3 separate regions of the Mus musculus genome follow, and regions 1 and 3 are each linked to region 2. The links are chromatin loops, found by intact Hi-C in ENCODE. Cell type or tissue: heart. All regions are shown on one strand. Region 1 holds the start of Mta3 (metastasis associated 3). Region 2 overlaps C430042M11Rik (RIKEN cDNA C430042M11 gene). Region 3 has its middle 12 kb from the start of Mta3.

Region 1 (5,000 bases), 140 kb after region 2:
AGTAAAAATCACCTCTCGGGCCCTTTACCCAGTAACCCTTAAAGGGGAAGCGCTTCGGTGTTGGCCAGGTGATGCCACACTGCTCACTCACCTTGTTGAGCTCCTCTATCCGTCTGATGAGGTACGGGTTGCTGGAGGAATTCTCAAAATAAACGTAGTCTGCAAACAAAAAACGCACAGGTCTTTTCAACCAAGAGCTCACATTTGACAGCTCAGAGCCCTTTTCTTGTTTTTGTTTATTTTCCGTTTTGTTTTAGACAGGGTCACATGAGATAGCTCGGCATGTCTCAGAGAGCTTGCCTTGTTCACCAGACTGGCCTCAAACTCACAGCAGAGACCTGCCTGCCTCTGCCCAGGACTGGAGAGCTGGGATTAAAGGTGAGCCACCATCTCTTGGGCTACAATTCCCTATGCGTTAGGAAGTAGGCAAGCCACTGTAAGGCAGCCTCTGTAAGCGGTTCCAAGTTTATCACCGTCCTAGAATTCCCACCCCTGACGAAGTAGCCCAAGCTCATCTAGAACTAACTCAACATCCCCCAGCCTCACACACTCAAGTGGAGATTAGTGGTATGTACCACGTACCACATCCTGCTTACATTTCATTTTCTTTTTGAAAATAGCAGTCCGGGCTGGCAAGAACTGGTGAAGTAATTGAGACTGGCCTTCAACTCCTAAGCCTCCTGGCCCAACACTTACAGGCTGAATTTACTGGCATGTGCCACAGTGGTCACCCTTGAATTAATTATTTAATTTAAAAAAAAAAACAAAAAAAAGCATGGCTTGCTGTAATTGGGGGGAGTGGGACACAAAGGCAGGAGAATCACAAAGCAGAGGCCAGCCTCGTGCTACATAGCAAGACTTTGCCTCAAACAACAACAAAAAGCACAGGTCTTAAATCCCAGCACCTATGGAGCAGAGGCAAGCAGATCTCTGTGAGGCCAGCCTGGTCTAGGACTGAATCCTAGGGCATCTAGGCCTAAGTAGACACCTTGCCTCAAACAACCAAACAACCCCACCACAACATGATAGGCAAACCCCTTCATCACTATGTATCAGAGCTCATCAACGCAGCCTCCCACTAGCGCCTCATCCCTCCAATCCAACCAGCCCTCAACAACGATTCTTACATAAAAGTGTTGACCTGAGACAAATCAGGAGAAAAAGAAAGGCTTAACAGCCCAAATTCATTTCAAACATCAACTTAAAAAAAAAAATCGGCAGGCAGAATGTGTAAGGGCAAGCAGGTATCAAACTTTTCCTTGCTCTACCTGGGATGGTGAGGAATAGGGGCTGGGTGTTGGGTTGTTTTTTTTCCCCCCTTTTTTTATATTTGATTCAACTCCATTTAGACCCTTCTTATAAAGAAACCATGGCAAGTTTTCAACCAAAGGTACAGGATTTTTCCTCTACAGAGTGGCTGGAAACTTCCCACTATGTGTTTACCTGAGAGACTAGACTGCACAGTCACGGTCTACCTAGGCGGCTCTCTCCCAGCCCTCTGCTGCTAAGTGGCCTCATTTAGCCAGGCCATTCCCCCACCATCATCCATCAGGAGCTCGGCTAATGAGCAAAGACGGAAGAGCAAGTCTCACTCACAAACACGCCACTTATCTGAATTATTATTTTACCAGGAAGGAGGGAGGGAGGGCGTCGTGAGCAGGGAAAGTTTGTTTGACCTTATTTCTCTCTCTTCTGCAGAAGGCTGGAAAGACAGACAGCAGAGCCAACGTCCAGGCTGAGCTCTACTCCCTACCTGGGGCTGCGGCTCCCTGGCCCCACACACAGCCCCACTCTCAGGGGGACTGAACGGGAAACCGAAGGGAATGGGGGGTGAAGCAGCGACGGTGCAGGGCCCGGGCTCTGCAAACAGGCCTGTCGAGCTCTGCCCCCCACCTGGGCCACCATCGTCCCCAGCCCACGCTAACACCGAGGCAGAAGCCGGGGTTTGGGGTGAGGGGTGCTCAAGCCCCCCTCCCTCGTGCCCAAAAGCCACGCGAGGGAAAGACCACTCAGCTAGGGGGCTTGCAGGGGCTCTGTCCCTTTGGGGCGTTCGTAAAGGGGGTGTCCGATGCGTGTCCCCAGAAGAGGCCTGGCCCCGAGACGCCGGGCAGGAGCGGTGGGGGAGGGGAGTGGGGGTGGGGATCCCCCTGCGCCCCGCCCGCGGCGCCCTCAGCCCCGGGCTCCCGGGCTGCTGGCAGTAAGCGTGCGCTGCCCGGACCCCCGCTCCCACCGCCCGCTCCCCGACGGGCCGGGAAGGGCCGAGCCTTCCTACCTCCGACCCGGTACATGTTGGCCGCCATGTCCGCCCGCCCGCCCGCGGAGCCCGAGCCGAGCCCCGCCCGCCGCCGCCGCCTCAGCCTCGACCGCCGCCGCTGCCGCCGCCGCCGCCGCCTCGCCACGGGGGAGGGGGAGGGACGGGGAGGGGACACCGAGGGAGGGGGCTGTGCCCGCCCCCAGCGCCGGCAGAGCGACGCCGAGCGGGCCCGGGAGGCCGGAGCACGGCGGGAACGGGGCGGCGGGCTGCGGGGGGCCGAAGACCCCAGGGGCCACCCGCACTAGCCTCGGGGTAGCACACCAGGGTCAGGGGCTGTGGAAGAACCAGGGTGGGGACAGAGGTTCAGCCACTCCGAGCGTCTCTCTCGCCCGCGTCACCTGTCCACCTTGGGACAGGTTCTCCTTTCCTGCTTCTGTTCCCCAGGGACACCCCTCTATGTGTGACCTCAAGCACACGAACGCCCTTCTGGGTACAACTCTCCGATGCAGCCAATGCAAGCGACAGATGCTTGTTTGCGTCCCTCCCTCGTGGTGAGAGGACGTTTGGTGGCTTTAGAGCCTACAGGCCCTGGGGCCAAGAAGACCCTACGTACTTGCAGCTTGCTCAAGTCTGAGACCCAGCTATGAAAAGAACTGGAAGCTGACTTTCTCACCCCGACCACACTGGCAGGTCAGTCGTGGCTGTGCCAAAACTGGGCTGAACAAAACCGACCCCCCCCCCCACACACACACACACACACACACATCCTCTAGCCCTGCCTCTAAACAGGCTTTGTGTACAGCGTGTGCTTTGACCAGGGGAGGCCTTCAGCACAAGAGGGCTTCCTTTGCCGGTAGAAGAACAGGGTTTCCACAATCCGCAGTTTTCCCCCCATCAAAAGGAGGAGGTCGTGTCTAACAGCTTGGGGTTGCTGGTCAGCTAACTAGTTTTATGTCAAAAAGCACGTCCTCGCCCCAATCCCCGTTTTTGGTTTTTTGGTTTTTTTTTTTTTTTGCATTAATGGGGATTGAAGCCAGGTCTTTGCACAGGCTAGTCATTTAACTATAGAACTAACTTTTCATGTTTGTTGGTTTGTTTTTAAATTCTTAATACACTTATTTACTTATCTATCCATCCATGCATCTATTTATCTATCTATCATGTGAGGGCATGAATGCTATGAGATATATATGTATAGGTCTATCATAGGAGTAGAGATTGAACTCAGATAGTCAGGCCTGGCTATACTGAGCTACCTCACCAACATTACTTGTTTTAATACGGGTCTCAGTTCAGGCTGGCTCTTGTAGCCTCCTGCCTCAGCCTCCTGAGTGCTGGGTTATATTACAGGTGTAGGATCACTTGTCCCATCAGAAAGCTCTTAAGTGGCTAGTTTTCCCATGCTGAGTAGCTATAGATCCCTTTTCACGTTCCTCACACCCTCTATGAGGTTTTGAATATAGATGGTCCTCATAGTACTAAACACCTGTAACCCTAGTATTCCATAGGCAAAGGCTGGAGGCGCTCCAGTTTGTGGCCAGCTTGGGATACAGAGCGAGATCTTCCTGACTGACTCTCCCCAATGAACACATAACTTCTTTTAGGAAAGCCAAGGCATTCCAAACTACACCCAGGCCTTGTTGCACAATAAACATTGGCCTAGTATTGTGGGTTGGAGTGCCTGGTGATGCTGATTTAAAGGGCTGTGCCAAAGTAGGAGTTGTCCCGGGAAAAGAAGACTGCATTTTGGTTGAAGCTCCTCTAGCATCCAATATTGAGAATAGCAGGTGTCTGTCGATTCTTTTGTACTCTGGAAAGCCTCAGATTCGCTGGTAGCTTGCAAACTGTGAGTCCTCAGCCCTTCTGGCCCAGGGAAGAAAACAAAAGAGCTCTGGTATGCTGACAGTATAGCTGTTATTTATCATTTATCATAACTCTTTTACTGGGGATCCTACCGAAAATATAATGTGACTTATCTGAAACCACTCTCCATTTCTAAACTGACACACATCAGCTGATAGTTCACCTGGAATAGTATTCCGGCATCAGAACTAATCCCTCTGGCCCAAACAGCATGAACCGCAAAGTCTGTCTTCTACTAAGAATGCCGCCTGAAAATTCAAAGAAATGGATCATAAGTTTTAGAAGGCTTTCTCATTATTTTTAAGTAATAAATATGAACAAGAGTAGGGCTGGAGGTGCATAGGAGATGGCTCAGCAGGTAAACATGCTTGCTGACAAGTTCGACCCCTGGAACAAATACATTGGAAAGAGAAAATTAATTCCCAAAAGTTGTCCACAGAGCCCCACATGTACATCATGGACTTCATACATGCACAGATAAACATGCCCATCATAAACTTCATACATGCACACATACACACATGCCCATCATAGACTTCACACATGCACACATACACACATACACACATGCCCATTATAGCCTACATACATGCACACATACACACTAAGTTTTTCTTAAAGTCCAGTTGGGGGGTAGAGGCAGGAATAGCAGGAGTTCAAGATTATCCTAAACTGCACGGGGAATTTGAGGTTAGCCTGAGCTCCATGGCTGGGTTATAGCTGACTAAGATGTGACTAGATCCTACCATACCTGAAGCTCTGGGTTAGAGGCCCACCAGAAAATAAGTCAAGAATGATAGCCTATGCTTCTAAACCCAATCCTTGGGTTGAAAGTGAAGGTAGGAAGACGGCAGGAAGGAGAAACTCAAGTTTTCCTCAGCTA
Region 2 (5,000 bases):
TTGCTTTGTCTTGTCTTGTCTCTCGGGACTGGGGATTAAATCAAAGGCATTATGAATAATAGCCAAGTGTTCTATCTCTGAGCTATATCCCCTGCCTTTTTGTTTTGTTTTGTTTTGTTTTTTGTTTTTTGAGACAGGGTTTCTCTGTGTAGCCCTGGCTGTCCTGGAACTCACTCTGTAGACCAGGCTGGCCTCAAACTCAGAAATCCGCCTGCCTCTGCCTCCCAAGTGCTAGGATTAAAGGCATCCCCTGCCATTTTAAATAAAAAATATATACATTTATCTAATTTGGTTTTTTATTTTTGCCCCACGGAGTGAGTTTGGAGGTGAGATGACGATTGTGAGGAATCAGCTCTCTCTTTCCATCACTGCGGATCCCAGGGAAGGACGTTAGGTCGTCAGCTCAGTGACAAGCGTCTGTACCTCTAATCCATCTCGACCCTGCCCTTTGCAGTAGCCATGTCTGTTTGTCAACTTGATGATACCCGGAATGAGCAATCATCCAGAAGTGGAGGACATACCTATGGGAGATGACTCCGCTGGTTTTGTAGTGGATGAATCTACTTCTAGACCAGCTTTGAGGTGAGATCTGGATCTTGAGGTGGGAAGACATACCTTTAACCTGGGCCACACCCTCTGCTGGAAGTCTATGGAAGAGGACGACATAGGAAGCTTTCGTTCTTTGCCTGCTCACCCTCGCCTCTCGAGCACATCCATCCCTTCACTGGCGTTAGCGCCGCCTACTTCTGCGGGATTCCGGCAGATACAGGAGATCAGCTGAGACATCCAGCCTTGTGGACCAAGCAACCACTGGATTCTTGGGCTTTATGTTCATGGTCAATTGTTGTTTGATTAGCTGGACAACAGCCTCTCTCTCTCTCTCTCTCTCTCTCCATATATATATGTATATATATGAGATAGATAGATAGATAGATAGATAGATAGATAGATAGATAGATAGATAGATAGAGAAAAGTAGATAGACAGAGAGGGGGGAGAGAGATTCATTCTATAAGTTCTGCTCTAGAGAACCGTGACGAATACACCTTCTTCTTAACCTTCTTCTTCTTCTTCTTCTTCTTCTTCTTCTTCTTCTTCTTCTTCTTCTTCTTCTTCTTCTTCTTCTTCTTCTTCTTCTTCTTCTTCTTCTTCTTTTTCTGAGAGATAGTCTCCCATAGTTGCTCAGGCCCTTGGGCTTCCTCTTCAGCACAAATAGCTTTGAATTTTCTCTCCTGTCTCAGCCTCCAGTAGCTATAGTCTGTTGCCACCAGGTTTGGCTTACTAGCATTATTTTGACACCACTAATTTTGTGTCATAGCATCAATAGAAAAACCAGCTGAGTCTAGTCAATGGAAAACCCAAAACAAGACGTTAGCATAGGTGCCACCAGCAATATCTGCAGAAGACCACGGACTCGGAGTGGAGTCCAGCATCTGCTCAGTACACCAAGCAAATGTCGGGAAAGTTCAAAGGCAGGATCTGCGAATCATTGGCTCCTGGAGACCCTGAAATGGACTGAGCAGCTAACTATTAAGTCCTGTGTGTATGTGTCAGTTCTCTTGCTCTGCAGACACCTTCAGAATTCAGCGCTGGCTGCCGTTCTTAGAACCTGTTCTGTTCTTGGAGCAGTGTCATTGTTGTATTGTTTTCTTTGTTCAACTAAACTCTACTTCCTATGATAGGACTAAGGAATTCTTCCTTTCCTCAACACAATTATATCAATGATTAAATATGAAATGTGCGGACCCAGCTACTAAATACCAGACTTGTCAGACCAGATTTGTTTAAACTTCAGCTATGTACCATTCATGAGAGATATTGTTCAGAGGTAATTCCACCAGAGAATACACAGAGAGTCTGTTTTTTAAAATTAATTTTCCATCTTGTTCACTGCCACCCTCCTGGTCATCCCCTCCCACAATCCTTTTCCCCATCCTCTCACCCCCTCCTCCTCTGAGCTAGTGGGGACCCCCTGGGTATCCCCCTCACCCAGGCACATCAAGTCTCTGTGGGGTTTGGCACAACCTCTCCCACTGAGGCCAGACAAGGCAGCCCAGCAGAAGAGCATATCCCATGAACAGGCAACAGCTTTTGGGACATCGCCCGTTCCAGTTGTTCAGGACCCACATGAAAACCAAGTTGCACATCTGCTACATATGTTCAGGGAGGCCTAGATCCAGCCCACACAGATACTCTTAAAGCACGGTAGAAGGATTGCCAGCCAGTGACTGCAGGGGAACTAACTCAAATCATGCAGCCCAAGATGCTCTGTTCTTGCCCTTTATGCACAGACATCACATCCTGGTTGACACACTTCACTTAGCAAGAACAGTTAGTGAAAGTAGAACTATAGAAGCCAAAAGGCAAGGTTAGGACATTTAGGGACTTCCCCAGATCCTGACAGTCCAGACTAGATCTTCAGTGGACTAGTTCTTTGGCAGCTGTGGGGGCCTACGTGCTGGGCTCTGAAGTCGAAATGGTGCCACTCACATGTTCCGTTGTGCTCATGTCTCAGGTCTATTTCAGTACACTTAAAACAGAACAACACTAAACGGCTATGGGAACCCTTATGCCTGTAGTCTCGGTTAACTGGAGTGTGACACGCCACCCCCAATTCAGTGACCTGCAGTTGTAGCCATTTCGCTTGCATAAGGGCAGTGATTTGAACTACATTCAGACATCTTCCACTGGGGCATCTAAGCAGACTTATACAGCAGGCCTCTGGCCACAGCCTGCAGTTCAACCTCTCATCCTCAAGGATGCTATCTCAGGTTTCTGCACAAGGGGGCAGCAGCGTGCCAGTGGAGACGCTCAGCAACTACAAATCTTCCAAGAACCAGCCTCCGAAATCCCAAGTTGTTGATTGGAGGTCAGAGGGGGTTAAGGACACCAGAAGAAGATGGTCCGCAGAATCAACTAAGCAGGGCTCGTAGGGGCTCACAGAGACTGAAACAGCGATCATGGAGCCTGCATGAGTCTGTGCAGGGCCCTCTGCTCATATGTTCTGCTGGTTAGCTTGGGAGTTTGTGGACTTGTATCAGTGAAAGTTGGGTGCTTTTTGCCTGCCCCTGGGACCCTTTTCCTCGGCTGCCTTGTCCAGACTTGATAGGCGGATTTGTGTCTGGTCTTATTGCATCTTGTTAAGCCGTGTTCAGTTGATATCCCTGGGAGGCCCGCCCTTTCCTGAAGGGAAACAGGAGCAGTGGAGCTGGGGAAGAGGGAAGGCGGTGGTGGGGACTGGGAGGAGTGGAGTGAAGGAAAACTGCGGTCTCCATCTACTGTGTGAGAGAAGAATAGATAAAAAGGAAAGAAAAGTTAAAACCAAACAGAACACACCTGAAAAGAAAGAAAGGAAAGGAAGAAACCAAAATTCCTTCTTAGCAGCTGGTCTGAAGTCGGGGACAGTCTCATGGGACTGAGTTCTCATCCTGTGGGGTCTAATGCTATAGCCATGCAGAAGGGTCAGAATGACGATGTCCCCCGCCGCCCCCACCCCACCCCAGGCACTGCTGTAGTCTGATTGCCTGTGTGCTAGTGGGAGAAATACCCCCCACACTTAGGATTACAGAACTGGACTGTGCTGTGAGAGTACTGTAGAAGACTGTGGGCGTGGCCTGTGTCCCTCCCCCCACCCCCAACCCACTCCCATTCACCAGTAGAGCCCATGAAGCATTTCTTTTATTCATAGAAATCTATTTGTTCTTAAATACTTAATGAATGTATGAAAGGAGGTAGAGAGAGAGAGAGGGAGGGAGACCGACAGACGGACAGACCAACAGGTCTGAGCTGCTGACACACTAGCTCAATCTATTGAGGGACTAAGGGATCAGCTTGTTATCAACAGCCATGTTCAGCCAAACTTAGAGGCATCTAAAGGTCTTCATGCACCGCCCAATCCAGGGGGGTAGAGCAGGACCGCACCAGCAGTGGGAAGGCCTTGATGGGATCGGAGCCCTGAGTAGATGCTGTTTTCCTCTGATTCCATGGCACAAATAAGCTCCTGTATACGGAGGAAAGAGGTGGCACCTGGGAGCAGCCTGATGTTTGATCTTGATTATTAACTTGATGGGATTTACAATCACCATGGAAACGAGCTTCCTGACACATCTGTGAGGGAGTTGCTAGTTAATTGAGCTGGGGAGGCCCACACTAACTGTGGGTGGCGATAGTCTGTGAGCTGCCTGCCTTTCAGGCTGAGTAAGAAGGCGACTGGGAGCTGAACATCAGCACTGGTCAGCATCCAGCTTGCCTCCTGCCCGTTGATACCATACAATGGGCTGCCTCAAACTCCCGTCGCCATGACTTCCCCCTCAAACTGGGAGCCAAAATTAACCCCTTTTTGTTCCAGCAATAGGCAAAGCAGCTAAATACAAACAGGTACAGTCTGGAAGGACCAAGGATCAATATCTGGAAGGCCCCAGTCAATCGGGGACTGATCAATGGCAGAACACATGGGTAAGAGGGGAACTGTATTTTCTTAACACTGAAGTCATCTGAATAATGAGGCTTGCCCGTGGTACCCTAGAACAGTGTTTTATCACATAGTCCAAAGTAGAGGGCATCTCTCACAGTGATTATACAAATATATCTTAGTTTGAATCTAGAGTGTTCATGTCCTCAAATTCTATGTACAGCCTCACGTCGTTTGATTGCATCAATTAAAATACAGGGTAACTACCACTCTGTCCTCTGTAGGAAGTGTCAGAACATCTGCTGGTTTGCAAGCAGCCCCTCCCCTTGGTGTGACTTCGATTGCCTTCTCCTTACCTTCTTAACTCCTCCCCCTTCCTCCCCATTTAACAGCACCTGAAACAAGCCTGACACATAGGTCATAGGTCCCTGCATTGCCTGGGTTTTGTTTACACCCATTTGACTACGGGGAGATGGGAAACATAAAGAAGGTTTGAGTTATTTAGGTACCAAACAATGTTCTGGAAGGAAATGCTTCAATAAATACTTAGCTGAAACATGCCAAGTGAATAATCAAAAAGATAAAGCTG
Region 3 (5,000 bases), 160 kb after region 2:
TTGATAAGTGGATATTAGCCCAAAAGCTTGGAATACCCAAAATACTATTCACAGACCACATGAACCTCAAGAAGAAGGAAGATCAAAGTGTGGATGCTTTGGTCCTTCTTAGAAAGGGGAACAAAATACTCATGGGAGCAAATATGAAGACAAAGTATGGAGTAGAGACTGAAGGAAAGGCCATCCAGAGACTGCCCCAACTGGGGATCCATCCCATAAACAATCACCAAACCCAAACACTATTGTGGATGCTAAGATGTGCTTGCGGACAGGACCCTGATCTCTAACTGTCTCCTGAGAGGCTCTGCCAGAGTCTGACAAATACAGAGGTGGATGCCAACCATTGGACTGAGCACAGGGTCCCCAGTGGAGGAGTCAGAGAAAAACTAAAGGAGCTGAAGCTGTTTGCAACCCCATAGGAAAAACAACAATATCAACCAACCAGAACCCCTACCTCCAGAGCTCCCAGGGACTAAACCACCAACCAAAGAGTACACATGGAGGGACCTGTGGCTCCAGCTGCATATGTAGCAGAGGATGGCCTTGTTGGGCATCAACTGGAGAAGAGACCCATAGTCCTGTGAAGGCAAAATGGCCCAGTATTGGGGAATGTCAGGAGAGGGTGGGTGGGTAGGGAAACACACTCATAGAAGGAGGGGAGGAGGGATGGGATAGTGGGATTCAGGGGTAGGGGGAGTGGGAAAGGGAATAACATTTGAAATGTAAATAAAGAAAATATTCAATAAAAACAAAATGTTGGTGTGATCAAGAAAAGCCTCTAATACGAAGTAAGAACTCAACAGAGACCTCAGTGAGAGTCCAGGGCCCTGAGACACGCCTGCAAGGTCCCCACACTGGAAGCTGCTGGGCCTATGTGGGTAGGAGGTAAAGAGGAAGTGGTGACTAGGGTCTGGGTCACACACAGCCTGGTGGCTTCAGAAAGGCTTGGCTTTTATTCTAAGTGCAATGGGATGGGGTTCAAATGATTTCTGTTGTTGTTTTTGTTGCTTTTGAGGCAGTGTCTTGCTATGTATCCCTGGCTGTGAATGGATATTTATTTGTGTGTGTGTGTGTGTGTGTGTGTGTGTGTGTGTGTGTGTGTGTGTGCATCTGTCTGTCTGTCTCTCTCCTTAAAGATAGGCTATAAATGTACACACATACATTTTGGAGAAGGCCAGGGTCAGAAATCAAAGCCAGAGTCTCATGTATCCTAGGCTAGTGCTCAACTGCTAAGCTATATCCCTATCCTTCCTTCTCCTCCTCTTCCTCCTCCTCTTCCTCCTCCTCCTTTTTAAATTTAGTTTAAAGCACAACCACATAAAACAGGTGTAGAATTTCCTTGGTCCTCTTTCCAGAGGATTCTCTGAGGCAATTCTCTGAGTTCGAGACCAATCTCATCTCCATTTCAAGTTCTAGCCCAGCCCAAGTTACACAGTGAGACCTTGTCTCAAAAAACAAAATAGACTGCCAAGTGGTGGTGGTGGTGGCGGCGGCGGCGGCAGCACACGCCTTTAATCCCAGCACTCAAGGGGCAGAGACAGGGAGATGTCTGTGAGTTCCAGACCATTTGGGTCTACAGAGTAAGTTCTGGGACAGCCAGGACTACACAGAGAAAGCCTGTCTTGGAAAAACAAACAAACAAACAAACAAACAAAACAAAACAAAATAAGCTCTTCCTAAATTGTCTACCCTAGCCTCTAGCATACCCCAGCCTGCCTTGGGATGGGATTGTTGACATCTGTCACCTCAACCAACTCCCAGGACCTTCTTTTGTTTTTAATTCTGGTACTAGGAAGCTGGAAATAAATGGTGGGTTTTAGCCTTGACTCCAAGGACAGGGAGGGAGGTTCTTTAATCCTCCCACCTCCAGTCAAACAGAGGGACAGAGACTAGAAGGTGTCCCTTTCATCTCATCTGCTCCTTTTATCTTTATCTGTAGGTTGACAGTGGCTGCTCTTTCTGTAGAGAAAGAGGCCAGTTTATTTGTTCTCTTGATTCTTAAAAAGAACTAAAAATTGTTGAGAACTCAAAGCTAAACTTTGAACTTCTGGATAAATAAATCATTGTTTTTGTCTCCTTTTATCTCTGCAAAGTTTTGAGGAAGATAAAAACTGTATTACAGAGCTGCCTCCAAGATGCTGTTGTTACACATTCATACCAGGGGCGAATCATTAGAAGCGACCAACCAACTAACACCAAGATGAGAGGCCAGGCTCCAAGGGGAGGGGAGGGCACCTGGAGGCACTTCGACCTTTTCGGGGGTATTGGCTAAGGTGTAAGCCAAAACCTGTCCAGTCGAAATCAAACCAAACCACTATTGGATCCTTTCTATAGAAGGGGACAGACGATGCCGGGTAACTTCAACAGTGACCTCAGAATGGAGGGTGGAGGCCATGTTAGAGTTTTTTAATCCCAAATCCTGGGATTAAAGGTTTGCGCCACCACCTACAGGCTATGTTAGAGTTCTTAAGATGGGAAGAAGGTTGCAGCATTTCATGGATTCTTTTGTCCTTAACCTTGGTGGATTCCCATGTCGTCTGATTTTCTTTCCCTGTGCCCTGGCACTCAGAGCCTAATGTGGGCCTTGTTTAAGTGGCCCTCAAATCTCCCTCCAGGTCTGAACATTCCTATTTCTACCAATACCAGCTAACTTGCCCCACACTCCCGAAAAGGTCCCTCAGACCTGGGCCAGAGCCACTGTGACTGCGGCAGCAGCCTTGAAGCCCAAGCCTTGGAGCTTCTCCATGAGGGCACCACAGCTCCCCAAAGCAGGACAGGGCGGGCTCAGAGACCCGAGGAATGGAGGAACCCCTCAGCCAGTGGCGTGTTCCTCGGGGTTAGATGCATTATTTATGACTCCGACGTCAGTGTGGCTCCCAGGCACCCAGGGAAATGGAAAGGCACTTGGGCCTGTGCTGATTAAACTAAATATTTAAACAGGAATGAGGAATTGAGGCAAAAACCATTTTTCTTCAAAAGGCAGACAGCACCACAAACTACTTCAAGGCGGAGGATCTAGTAAACACCATCAGATTGGAGGGGAAGGCTGGGGGCTCCTGGTCAAGGGCGCTTCCGAGCAGAACTGTGGGCTTGTCGCGGGCCGAGGTAAGGATTGGAAAATATATGAGAATGATACTGGGAGACGAAGCCAAGCTGAAGTTATGTCCCTGGCTGTGTTTTCCTTGCCCAGGGAACTCCATCTCCTTGTCTCAGAGATATTCTTAACTGGGCAGTGGTGGGGTACACCTGCAATCTCAGCCCTTGGGGGCAGAGGCAAGTCAACTTTATGAGTTTTAGGCTAGTCAGAGTTACATAGCGAGAATGTATGTCATTATCGTTGTTGTTGATGATGATAATAATAATAAAGTAATAAATAGAAAAAAGGAAAATGACTGTCTCAAGGACACCCTTGGCTGTTGTTTTAGTTTTGTTTCATGTTTCAATAATAAGGTACCCTAGCAACTGCAACACGAAGGAGAAAGAGTTTTGTTTTTTTATTTGTATGTATGTATGTATGTATGTATTGGCTCATAACTGCACATTATGGCTTATCATTGTGAGCAAGCCAAAATGGCAGGAACTGAAGCAGCTGGTCACATTACACCACAGTCAAGGGCAGACAAATGAATGCATGCACATGGGCCAATGCTCAGCTCAAGTGCTCCATTTTTACCCAGCTCAGAATGCCCTTCCTAGGGAATGGTGCCACCCATAATGGGTAAGACTTCCCTACCTAGGGAATGGTGCCACCCATAGTGGGCAAGTCTTTCCATCCCAATTAATGTAACCAACAAAATCCTCCACAGACAGGCCCAAGGCCAACCTGATTTGACAGTCCCTCATGGAGTCTCTTCTCAAGTGATTCCACATTGTGTCAAGTGGACAATCAAAATCAACCATCACAGCCTGGGCTACATGTTCTACTGTTTTTGTCCATCTCCTACATAAAAGCCCTTCTGTTTTCAGAATCATGGGGTAAATGCCAACTGCTCACCAACCCTCTTGTCTTAATTCTCCTGATTCCACAGGACATACAAGCTGACCTCCAACCACTACAGATACAGAAAGGGGCCCAAGGCAGAGCAGATGGAGCATAGAGCTAAGTCCCCCAATAAGAAAATCCAAGTTTCTCTAGACTTGAAGAAATACAAAATGTAAGGGAATTACAAGTAACAACCACCTGCCATCTTTTTTTCTCGGTTAAATAAATAAGAAGATAAATAAAAACACACTGGGCAGTGGTGGCTCACACTTTTAATCACAAAACTTAGAAAACAGAGGCAGGTACATCTCTGTGAGTTCTAGGCCAGCCTCCACTACAGAAAGAGAGTTCCAGGGGAGCCAGGGTTACACAGAGAAACCCTGAAACCCTGTCTCAAAAACAAAAACAAAACACAAAACAAACAAACAAAACCCCAAACCGCTAATATATGTGTTCTGTGTCTTTGTATGTATGCCGGTTCCATGACACAGTATGGCCATCAGAAGACAACCTGAGAGATATGTTCTTTCCTTCAGCCACGTGGGTTCTAGAGATTAAACTCAGGTGGTTGGACTTTGCAAATATTTTACGCACTGACTCATCTCAAGAACTGGCTTTGGGCCGGGCAGTGGTGGCACACGCCTTTAATCCCAGCACTTGGGAGGCAGAGGCAGGCGGATTTCTGAGTTCAAGGCCAGCCTGGTCTACAGAGTGAGTTCCAGGACAGCCAGGGCTACAGAGAAACTCTGTCTTGAAAAACCAAACCAAAACAAAACAAAACAAAAAACAAAACAAAACAAAAAAAAAAGAACTGGCTTTGGGCTTTTGGTTTTGTTTTCGCTGTTGTTGCTGTTGAAGTAGGGATCTTATATATCCAAGTTGGGCCTTGCGTTTCTTACCCTCTCGCCTCCACCTCTTACATGCTCTGGGCTACAGGTCAGTGCCGACCCTTCTGGCTGACCAGCTGTCATTTAATCTAGCTTTTTCCTGTTGCCTTTCCCCTCCCTGTGTGACCTCT

What was found. A loop is a pair of places that touch in the nucleus more often than their neighbours do. Peaks named below come from ENCODE experiments on the same cell type or tissue, not always from the same donor. Only the 100,000 strongest peaks of a DNase experiment are listed, where the experiment ranks them.
Region 1: a loop joins it to region 2, with 2.1 times the contacts of the local background. A loop is called at or near these places in 4 of 42 quality-filtered maps.
Region 3: it touches region 2 in a loop (2.3-fold over the local background); 4 of 42 quality-filtered maps call a loop at or near these places.

Annotation. Positions count from the first base shown.
Region 1 is chr17:83,703,558-83,708,557 of GRCm38, reverse strand. Mta3 (metastasis associated 3) reads right to left here and starts at 2,374. Exons shown (of 17, transcript NM_001379391.1): 1 at 2,273-2,374; 2 at 92-159. The coding sequence starts at 2,300. In heart, no CTCF peak of the experiment used is centred here; DNase peaks (open chromatin) are centred at 2,417, 2,687 and 3,907; H3K4me3 peaks cover 2,429 bases; H3K27ac peaks cover 2,482 bases.
Region 2 is chr17:83,848,429-83,853,428 of GRCm38, reverse strand. C430042M11Rik (RIKEN cDNA C430042M11 gene) reads left to right here. Exons shown (of 2, transcript NR_155491.1): 2 at 455-1,757. It also overlaps a transcript of Haao not described here. Among named protein-coding and RNA genes, the nearest start is that of C430042M11Rik, 3.5 kb to the left of the region's middle. In heart, a CTCF peak has its summit at 2,783 (motif pointing right); a DNase peak (open chromatin) is centred at 2,788; H3K4me3 peaks cover 441 bases.
Region 3 is chr17:83,691,863-83,696,862 of GRCm38, reverse strand. No RefSeq gene overlaps it. Among named protein-coding and RNA genes, the nearest start is that of Mta3, 12 kb to the left of the region's middle. In heart, a CTCF peak has its summit at 2,470 (motif pointing left); a DNase peak (open chromatin) is centred at 882; H3K27ac peaks cover 504 bases.